2 separate regions of the Homo sapiens genome follow, and region 1 is linked to region 2. The links are chromatin contacts, found by POLR2A ChIA-PET in ENCODE. All regions are on one chromosome and are shown on one strand. The core of a region is the stretch at or near the end of the contact, and the rest is flanking DNA. Distances in the headings are between cores, read along the strand shown. Region 1 has its middle 21 kb from the start of ZNF217-AS1. Region 2 overlaps ZNF217 (zinc finger protein 217).

Region 1 (4,936 bases), core at 71-2,570, 47 kb after region 2:
TCATTCTTCAGTCTTAGCTCAACACCAGCTCTTCTAGGAACATTTTTTTCCCACTCTCTAGTCTGGGTTTGACATAAAACAATAATAATAGTTTGTTGTTACTGTATCTCATGATTCGGGGGCTGGCAGGGCTCAGCGGGGTGGTTCTTGCAGCCCTAGTTAGACGATGACCCAGGTTGGAGTCATTTCGAAGACTTCCCTTTCATGTTTCTGACACTTGATGTCCGGATTGTCTTTTATGGCCTGGCCTTGGAAGTCATGCAATGTCACTTCTGCTGTATTCTAGTTATGACAAATGAGCCATGCCGGGCGTGGTGGCTCACACATATAATCCCAGCACTTTGGGAGGCCAAGGTGGGTGGATTGCTTGAGGTCAGGAGTTTGAGACCAGCCTGGCCAACCATGGCAAAACCCCGTCTCTACTAAAAATACAAAAATTAGCTGGGCATGGTTGCACACACCTGTAATCCCATCTACTTGGGAGGCTAAGGAAGGAGAATTGCTTGAACCTGGGATGTGGAGGTTGTAGTGAGCCAAGATCACGCCACTCTACTCTAGCCTTGGTGACACAGTGAGACTCTGTCAGAAAGAAAGAAGGAAAGGAAAGGAAGGAAGGAAGGAGGGAAGGAGGGAGGAAGGGAAGGAAGGAAGGAGAAAGAGAGAGAGAGAAAGAGAAAAAGAAAGAAAGAAAAGAAAGAAAAGGAGAGAGAGAAAGAGAGAGGGAGGGAGGAAGGAAGGAAGAAGAAAAAAAAGAAATGAGCACTAAGTCTTGCACATTCAGGGGAGGTGGGTTAGTGAGGACTTACATTCTGCCTCTTGAGAGGAGCATCAAAAATTTGCAGAAAATTTGCAATTTTGCAATTTTATTTATTTATTTTTGAGATAGAGTCTCACTCTGTTGTCCTGCCTGGAGTGCAGTGGCGTGATCACAGCTCACTGCAGCCGTGACCTCCCAGGCTCAAGTGATCCTCGTGCTTCAGCCTGCCAAGTAGCTGAGACCACAGATGCGTGCCACCATACCTGGCTAATTTTTAAAAATTTTTTTGCAGAGACAGGGTCTTGCTATCTTGCCCAGGCTGGTCTCAAACTCCTGGGGTGAAGCAATTCTCCCTCCTTGGCCTCCCAAAGTGCTGGGATTACAGGTTTGAACCACTGCGTCTGGCTAAAAATTTGCAGATTTTTTTTTTTTTTTTGAGACAGAGACTCACTCTGTCACCCATGCTGGAGTGGAGTGGTGTGATCTTGGCTCACTGCAACTTCCGCCACCTGGGTTCACGTTGATTCTCCTGCCTCAGCCTCACGAGTAGCTGAGACTACAGGTGTGTGCCACCATGCCCAGCTAATTTGTTATATTTCTAGTAGAGACAGGGTTTCACTGTGTTAACCAGGATGGTCTCCATCTCCTGAACTCGTGATCTGCCTGCCTCGGCCTCCCAAAATGCTGGGATTACAGGCATGAGCCACCATACCCAGCCTGCAGACATATTTAAAAAGGGGAACTGCAGTTCCCCTTTTTGTATTACTTCCCCTAATCTTAGCCCTTAATCACACTGTATTATCATCAGCTTGTCTGTCTCCCTTTACCAGAGCCAGGGATTTCAGGGATAGAATTCAGGAGGTCTGTGACCTTGCATGGGAAAGTCTACAAACAGTTACTTTCTCTAAGTTCTAACTCTAACTTAGCATTTCCTTGATTGTGAAAGTTGGCAACACACCATGCAGTGGCACAAGTACCTGCCACTTTGCCACCATTTGAAGCCACGGATCTTTTCCCATAGCATTCCAGCAGCCGTGGATATCTGGAAATATTACTCACCTTGTCATGACTTTGGAATTATCGTGGTTATTAAACCCTGCTCTGAATTTTGTTATTAAATGCATTAATAAAGAAGCACATAGGGTATGATACCTCAGATTTGTTTTTATAAATACATTAATACCTTTGTATACATGTAATTGATTTTGCTCGTGATAATATCCATTTTATGCAGTTAAAGTTTTTTTTTTAATGTGTATTTTTGAGACAGGGATATCACTATGTTGCCCAGGCTAGTCTCAAACTGCTGGGCTCAAACAATCCTCCCACCTCAGCCTCCTGAGTAGCTGGGACTACAGGTGCATGCTGCCTGTAATCCCAGCTACTCAGGAGGCTAAGGCAGGAGAATAGCTGGAACCCTGGTGGCAGAGGTTGCAGTGAGGTGAGATCGTGCCACTGCACTCCAGCCTGGGCGACAGAGCGAGACTCCATCTCAAAAAAAAAAAAAAAAAGGGATATTTGGTTTCCACTCCCAGAGAGTCTAATGTAATTGCTCCAAAGGGTGCCCTGGGCATTAGGATTTTCAGCCACCACCCCCTCTCCCTCCCAGGAAATGCTATTTTACAGTCAAGGTTGAGAAACACTGGTTCTTGCAACCTGATGTGCCAATGAGTATATATAAAGCATGCTTCTTGCAATCTAATGTGCCAGTGAATCACCTGGGATGTTATTAAAATTGTTTCTGATTGTCTAGGTCTGGGTGGGCCCAAGATTTCCCATTTCTCACAAGCTTCCAGGTGTTGCTGGCGCTGCTGACCCAGGGACCACACTTTGAGAAGCAAGGATCTTGGCGGGGTTTCTCAATCTTGACACTATTGATGTTTTGGGCTGGATAGTTCTCTGTTGTGGGGGCTGTCCTGTGCATTGTAGGGTGTTCAGTGGCATCTGTGGCTTTTGCCTTCCAGATGCCAGTAGCACCCCCCAAATAGTGACAACCAAACGTGTCTTCAGACACCAGGAGGGCAAATTCATTCCGACTTGAGAAACTCTGGTCTGGGAGGTAGCTCTCTAAGGTTTCCTCTTTATGCCAAGACAGAATACTTAGCATTATTTGTAAAATAAGAAGAGGGATATCCAACTTTTTTTTTTTTTGAGATGGAGTCTCACTCCCTCGCCCAGGCTGGAGTGCAATGGCATGATGTCTGCCACTGCAATCTCCATCTCCCAGGTTCAAGCGATTCTCCCACCTCAGTCTCCTGAGTAGCTGGGGCTACAGGTGTGCGCCACCACGCCTGGCTAATTTTTATATTTTTAGTAGAGACAAGGTTTCACCATGTTGGCCAGGCTGGTCTGGAACTCCTGACCTCAAGTGATCCACCCCCCTCAGCCTCCCAAAGTGCTGGGATTACAGGTGTGAGCCCCCTGCCCAGCCTTCAACTTTTTTATTTCTATCATCTTGAAACATCAAGCAGGGTCATCCTACATTTAGAAATATCTTAGTGATGACAAAGAAGCTGGGAGCCAAGAGGCCTGAGCTCAGTCTCAGTTTCGTTGCAACTTGCTGTGTGACTTGGGGTGGGTCACACAACCTCTCTGGGTGTCAGTTTCCTTGCTGTGAAAATGAAAGGATTGGAGGAGAGCAGAGATGGCAAATTCCAGCCTCACCAGGGCTTATTCAGGTAACTGCAGGCCAGAGGGGGGCTCAGGGGTGTGTGTGTGTGTGTGTGTGTGTGTGTGTGTGTGTGTGTGTGTGTGTGTGCATACAGAATTGGGAGGGGTATGAGGAGACTTCAACCCATTTCATGGGAGTTATGGCTACTTAGCTGTCACTGATGACAGCCATATGGCAATGCAAATGCAATATTGCCCTCTGTATTAGTCCATTTTCATGCTGCTGATAGACATACCAGAGACTGGGCAATTTGCAGAAGAGGTTTAATGAACTCATAGCTCCATGTGACTGGGGAGGCCTCACAATCATGGCGGAAGGTAACAGGCACGTCTCACATGGTGGCAGACAAAAGAGGAGAATGAGAGCCAAGTGAAAGAGGAAACCCCTTATAAAATCATCAGACCTCTTGAGATTTACTCACTACCAAGAGAACAGTATGGGGAAACTGCCCCATGATTCAATTATCTCCCACTGGGTCCCTCCCACAACACAGGGGAATTATGGGAGGATACAATTTGATATGGGTGGGGACACAGCCAAACCATATCACCAAGTTTTCAGGTTTTTTTTTTTTTTTTTTTTTTTAGAGAGGTTAGAAATTTGGATTATTATGTAAATCTCTCTTTATAAATACATTACATTAAAATTTAAAAAATGCAGGTGGGACAAAAAAACTCTGTTGTAAAATTCCAATCCATGTGCTCTGGTGTGTGCAGCTCAGATCATAACAATCACAATAGACACACACACTTAGAGCATTTGCTGTGTGCCACGAAGACACCAATTCATTCCACCCTTACAATAATCCTATGAAGTCACTATTACTATTATCCTTGTCTTCAATATTGTAATTGTTTTTCTCACCTCCTCAGGGCCTATCCCTTTTTTTAAGATAAGGATACTCTACAGAGAGAGGTTAAGTATGTTACCCTAAATTGCACAGCTAGGAAGTGCCCAAGTGGGGATTTAAACTTAAGTCACCTGTCCTCGGAGGCAGTCCTGAAAGATTCTTGCCTACAGGGGCTGCTGCATCTGACTCTGCAGTTGTGCATGTCACGGCCACTGGGAAATGGTGCCCTCTGAAGTTGTGCAATGCTATAGTCCCATAACAACGTTTTTTTTTTTTTGTTTTTTGTTTTTTTTCAGAGTCTCTCTCTGTTGCCTAGGCTGGAGTGCAGTGGTATGATCTTAGCTCACTGCAACCTCTGCCTCCTGGGCTCAAGCTATTCTCCTGCCTCAGCCTCCTGAGTAACCGAAATTACAGCTGTGTGCCACCACGCCTGGCTAATTTTTGTATTTTTAGTAGAGATGGGATTTCACCATGTTGGCCAGGCCAGGCCAGTCTTGAACTCCCTACCTCAAGTGATCTGCCCGCCTCGGCTTCCCAAAGTGCTGAGATTACAGTCATGAGCCACCACGCCCAGCCAACAATGGTTCTTTGTTGCATGGAAACTCTAGAGGGGCTATGTAGACAAGGACAAGGGCCGCCGTGGTGTTTTTCTGGGTGG
Region 2 (5,366 bases), core at 132-2,631:
ACCTCTCAGGGCCTTAATTTTCTCATTTCTGTAATAACAGGGTTGAGTTAAGAGGTCTCCTTGTTCTGAAAATATATATATATTTTTTAAACGTGTATCGTTTTGCTCACAAAACACACTTTAAAAAAAAAATAACTTGTGCATCCAGCCCAAATGCACTGCTTCTTAACTGGGGCGATTTTGTTCCCAATCAGTATCTGGCAATGTCTGGAGGCATTTTGGTTGTCATACTGTGTGTGTGGGTGTGCCTGCTGGCATCCAGTGGGCAGAGGCCAGGGACACTGCTCAGCATGGTACAGTGCACAGGACAGCCCCATCATCAAAGAATTATCTGGTCCCAAATGTCAATAGTTTGAGCATTGAGAGACCCTAGCCTTCACTTAAGTTTTTCTGGCGTTCCTGATCTTTTTCTGTAGTGAATTTCTAGTGGCCATAAAAGGTACTGGGAGTGATGATCAACTAGAGCCAGGAATATTATTTGGGCAGCCGTTTGGTGCTGTCCAAAACCTTGTCCTTTCTGTCTGGCAAGCTAGTATCCATTTATAGGTACCTCAGGAACCCAAATGATTTGTCATAAAATACAAGGAATGTGAGCACACTGAAGACATTTTTAAGAAGGCTCATTTGCTCAGCAGAATTTTCAGTGTACTAGTGGCATTTATAGAAAGAGAAGGTGATCACTGAAGGCATGCTCACATAATATTCCTGAGCCCTGGTGGGCGTTATCTAGGGCAAAGGATTCCACCTGTGTTTGGAGTTGCGCCCATCCTCACTGTAGCCAGAGCTTCTCCTATCAGAGTTTAGTATTTTGTTTGAATAGAGGATCTTGCTGCTTAAAACAGTTGAAAAGACCCTGATGGGCAGGCCGTAATTGACAAGCGAATGATGGGAACATGAATCGGTCTTAGGGAAGCATCTGTCAAAGTGGTCCTCGGTTAAAACAAGTGCCTCCTCCTCTCAGTGTCACTTGATTGTGTGCTTGAATTCTTCGGAAAACTGGGTGTATGAGACCCACGATGAATTTGCCCACACGATTGATTGGACTCTTCCTTCACCTGCTCTTCAGCCAGTGCCAGTTCCTTTTCTGATCATGTGATTGACGTGAGAACTGTAGTCTGTATATCAAATCTTTAGAATGTTTTTGAGTTTCCTGGGACACAGGAAACCCAGCACTTAGCATACTACAAATCTAATGTCTTAATGGCATCATAAAAAGAGGCTTTAAACACAGACTCCAGTTAGCTAAGTGGTTTCTGCTAGTGCCGGTACTGTTGCAGGGGCCCTGTGAGATGCCCCAGTTCCCTGAAAGAAATGAAAAGGCCAGTTACCGGTAGGTGGTGTGGAAAACATGGGCTAGATCATCAGGCAGGACAGAATGCCTGGCTGTGGGTGGGAGCACCCCAGCTTGGCGTTGAGTTCTGGTTCTACCACTGCGTTGTTTTGTGACCAATTATGAGTTGCTTAACCTTTCTTTGCTACTATTTCCCTGTTTGCAAAATGGTTCATTGACCCCTGTCTTCCACCTCCCAAGGACAATTTCAACAGCCTATTTGTAAAAAGATCACAGTCCTTTAAAAAATATAACTGTAAAGTCAGAGGTGATGCTTGAAAGAGCAGGAACCAGGTAGATGTGGAAATGTCATGTCCTTTGTTCTAAAGAAAAGGCATTTCATAGCTTTTTGGATATGACGCAACATACCATAAATCCTGACACATAGTTGGGAGTCGGAAATTGCAACAACGCCCAGTTATAAACCCAGCTAGTTTGGGTATGATTGTAAGAAAAAAAAGCTGGCCATTCTGTATTTGGGGAATTGATTTTCCTAAACTTATATTATCTTAGTAGTCTAGATTTATCATATTGTACTATCATCCTGGCTTTTTTAAGACTTAAGAAGATCAAGTAAATTTTTTTTTCTTTCTTTAGACACTATATAGATCATCAAGGGTGTCTGTCTTACAGGTGGATAGTGATATGATCTACAGTGAGGGGACATTTATTTAAAACTTAAACATTCATGTGTTTTGGGGGTGGTATTTTAACGGCAGCACCTCTGATTGTCTTTTGGAGGGCTGGTGTGTGTTTGAAGTTCTGTCCTCCTTCCAGTGGACTCTAACTTCTCCTGATGCACGTGAGACACATTGTCCTATTGTCCTGCAGAAACTAAAGCCAAACACTGTCATTTGGGGACAGGTTTTCATTTGTCAGATCTCTTTCGCCCACATGAGTGTTTGTGGACAATACAGCCTGCTTTCCAAAACTTTGCTAAATTTTGACAGACTTTCCTAGGTGCTTGCCCAATGCCAGACTTTCTTTTCTGTTGAAGATTAAGTTGTGCTTGCTGCCCTCTAGTGGTCAGTTGTTTAATCCTAACCTTAAACGGCTTATTTTTCCCCTGGTGGTTGGGAAGTTGACGGTTTGTAATTGGCTCATTTTTCTAAATTATTCTGAAGAAGATAATTTTTCCCGCCAGTATGTATGTCCACCTTCAGTTTGCCAGATCCTGCCTGCTCAGAGACACTGAGAACCGGAAGCTGCCCGGGCAATTCAGTCTATGAAATGATCTTTCTTGTGATTAAGGCAAACGAAGAACTGAATGTTTAATAGTGTACTCTGCTGTACCCAGAAAAAAACAAAACAAAATCATGTTATAACACTCTAAAACTTCAAACAACCTCCAACAGCATTTGGTGTGTGTCTAGCCGTTTTGTTCTAACCCGATGTTATATAAAAGAATTTTTTCATGCTTTCCAAAAATGTTTATGTCAAGAATATTTAAGTCAGCATGCCTTATTCAGGTACTTCAGCTACCTTCTTATATAAATATTTTTGTTTTTCCTTTAAGATAAAAATGATGATGGAGGAAAAATAAAACATCTTACATCTTCAAGAGAGTGTAGTTATTGTGGAAAGTTTTTCCGTTCAAATTATTACCTCAATATTCATCTCAGAACGCATACAGGTAAAGAACTTTTATTTTTTTAACCATGCATTAGTTAAATTATGTAGTTATCTAATTTTTTTGTTGTTGTTGTTCAGATACTCTGCCAGATCCTTGGACTAGCTTAAGGATAAATATGTAGCATGTTGATTGCAGTGGTTATTTTTATTCTTTTAGTGCCATTGTAACTTGAGCCATTGTTCTTATTTGCAGTTCATTTCTTTTCTTTCTTTTTTGTTTTTTGAGACGGAGTCTTGCTCTGTCACCTCGGCTGGAGTGCAGTGGTGCAATTTCGGCTCACTGCAGCCTCCACCTCCCTGGTTCAAGCAATACTCCTGCCTCAGCCTCCCCAGTAGTTGGGATTACAGGTACCTGCCACCACACCCGGCTAATTTCTGTATTTTTAGTAGAGATGGGGTTTCACCATGCTGGCCAGGCTGGTTTCGAACTCCTGACCTCAAGTGATCCGCTCACCTTGGCCTCCCATAGTGTTGGCCTCCCATAGTGCTGGGATTACAGGCGTGAGCCACCGCGCCCGGACAAAGTTCATTTGTTTAGTTTATGACTGCTATGTCCTGACTCTTATCTTATTAAAAGCTACAGTATTTTAAAATGCTGCATCTTATGTCTTTATGATTGAGAATGAAATGAGAATCTATTTAGTAGTCTTGAGATTGTGAAAGGAGCTATGACATCATGATGTAGGAGGCTGCGTAGATTTGAAATTTCATCTCTTCCACTTACTATCTGTGCACCCTTGGGCAAGTTATTTAACCTTTTTGTGCTTTTAGTTTTCTTTGCTGTAAAAGTAGAATAATACATATTTCCCTAGGGCTGTTAGGAAGATTAAATAAGTTAGAAGTGTTGCTGTTAATTTTTCTATTGAAGATAGGCATTCATAATTTCAAATATTCATTACAGTAAGGATGATAAAGAACTGATGAGAAATCCTATGTGATAGTAGATCGAGAAAGCAAAAGGAGGAAAGAAGCCTGTTTTCTTAATAAATAGATATTTGATCTATTTCAGTGCTTTTCATACACTTCTATAATAAAGTGCCATTTCTTGCCTTAGGTGAAAAACCATACAAATGTGAATTTTGTGAATATGCTGCAGCCCAGAAGACATCTCTGAGGTATCACTTGGAGAGACATCACAAGGAAAAACAAACCGATGTTGCTGCTGAAGTCAAGAACGATGGTAAAAATCAGGACACTGAAGATGCACTATTAACCGCTGACAGTGCGCAAACCAAAAATTTGAAAAGATTTTTTGATGGTGCCAAAGATGTTACAGGCAGTCCACCTGCAAAGCAGCTTAAGGAGATGCCTTCTGTTTTTCAGAATGTTCTGGGCAGCGCTGTCCTCTCACCAGCACACAAAGATACTCAGGATTTCCATAAAAATGCAGCTGATGACAGTGCTGATAAAGTGAATAAAAACCCTACCCCTGCTTACCTGGACCTGTTAAAAAAGAGATCAGCAGTTGAAACTCAGGCAAATAACCTCATCTGTAGAACCAAGGCGGATGTTACTCCTCCTCCGGATGGCAGTACCACCCATAACCTTGAAGTTAGCCCCAAAGAGAAGCAAACGGAGACCGCAGCTGACTGCAGATACAGGCCAAGTGTGGATTGTCACGAAAAACCTTTAAATTTATCCGTGGGGGCTCTTCACAATTGCCCGGCAATTTCTTTGAGTAAAAGTTTGATTCCAAGTATCACCTGTCCATTTTGTACCTTCAAGACATTTTATCCAGAAGTTTTAATGATGCACCAGAGACTGGAGCATAAATACAATCCTGACGTTCATAAAAACTGTCGAAACAAGTCCTTGCTTAGAAGTCGACGTACCGGATGCCCGCCAGCGTTGCTGGGAAAAGATGTGCCTCCCCTCTCTAGTTTCTGTAAACCCAAGCCCAAGTCTGCTTTCCCGGCGCAGTCCAAATCCCTGCCATCTGCGAAGGGGAAGCAGAGCCCTCCTGGGCCAGGCAAGGCCCCTCTGACTTCAGGGATAGACTCTAGCACTTTAGCCCCAAGTAACCTGAAGTCCCACAGACCACAGCAGAATGTGGGGGTCCAAGGGGCCGCCACCAGGCAACAGCAATCTGAGATGTTTCCTAAAACCAGTGTTTCCCCTGCACCGGATAAGACAAAAAGACCCGAGACAAAATTGAAACCTCTTCCAGTAGCTCCTTCTCAGCCCACCCTCGGCAGCAGTAACATCAATGGTTCCATCGACTACCCCGCCAAGAACGACAGCCCGTGGGCACCTCCGGGAAGAGACTATTTCTGTAATCGGAGTGCCAGCAATACTGCAGCAGAATTTGGTGAGCCCCTTCCAAAAAGACTGAAGTCCAGCGTGGTTGCCCTTGACGTTGACCAGCCCGGGGCCAATTACAGAAGAGGCTATGACCTTCCCAAGT

The links. ChIA-PET counts read pairs that join two places held with the same protein, here RNA polymerase II (POLR2A).
Region 1: POLR2A ChIA-PET joins it to region 2 with 10 read pairs in activated T-cell. The contact joins two enhancer-like sites. POLR2A ChIA-PET finds 5 or more read pairs at or near these places in 5 of 52 experiments (GM10248, H1, MCF 10A and 2 more).

What each region holds. Positions count from the first base shown.
Region 1 is chr20:53,529,440-53,534,375 of GRCh38, reverse strand. No RefSeq gene overlaps it. Among named protein-coding and RNA genes, the nearest start is that of ZNF217-AS1, 21 kb to the left of the region's middle. Within about 2 kb of position 1,320, at least 2 of the 41 ENCODE cell types and tissues checked have a DNase peak (open chromatin) inside an H3K27ac peak, as active enhancers do.
Region 2 is chr20:53,575,931-53,581,296 of GRCh38, reverse strand. It overlaps ZNF217 (zinc finger protein 217), which reads left to right. Exons shown (of 6, transcript NM_006526.3): 3 at 2,847-2,963; 4 at 4,017-5,366. Among named protein-coding and RNA genes, the nearest start is that of ZNF217, 15 kb to the left of the region's middle. Within about 2 kb of position 1,381, at least 26 of the 41 ENCODE cell types and tissues checked have a DNase peak (open chromatin) inside an H3K27ac peak, as active enhancers do.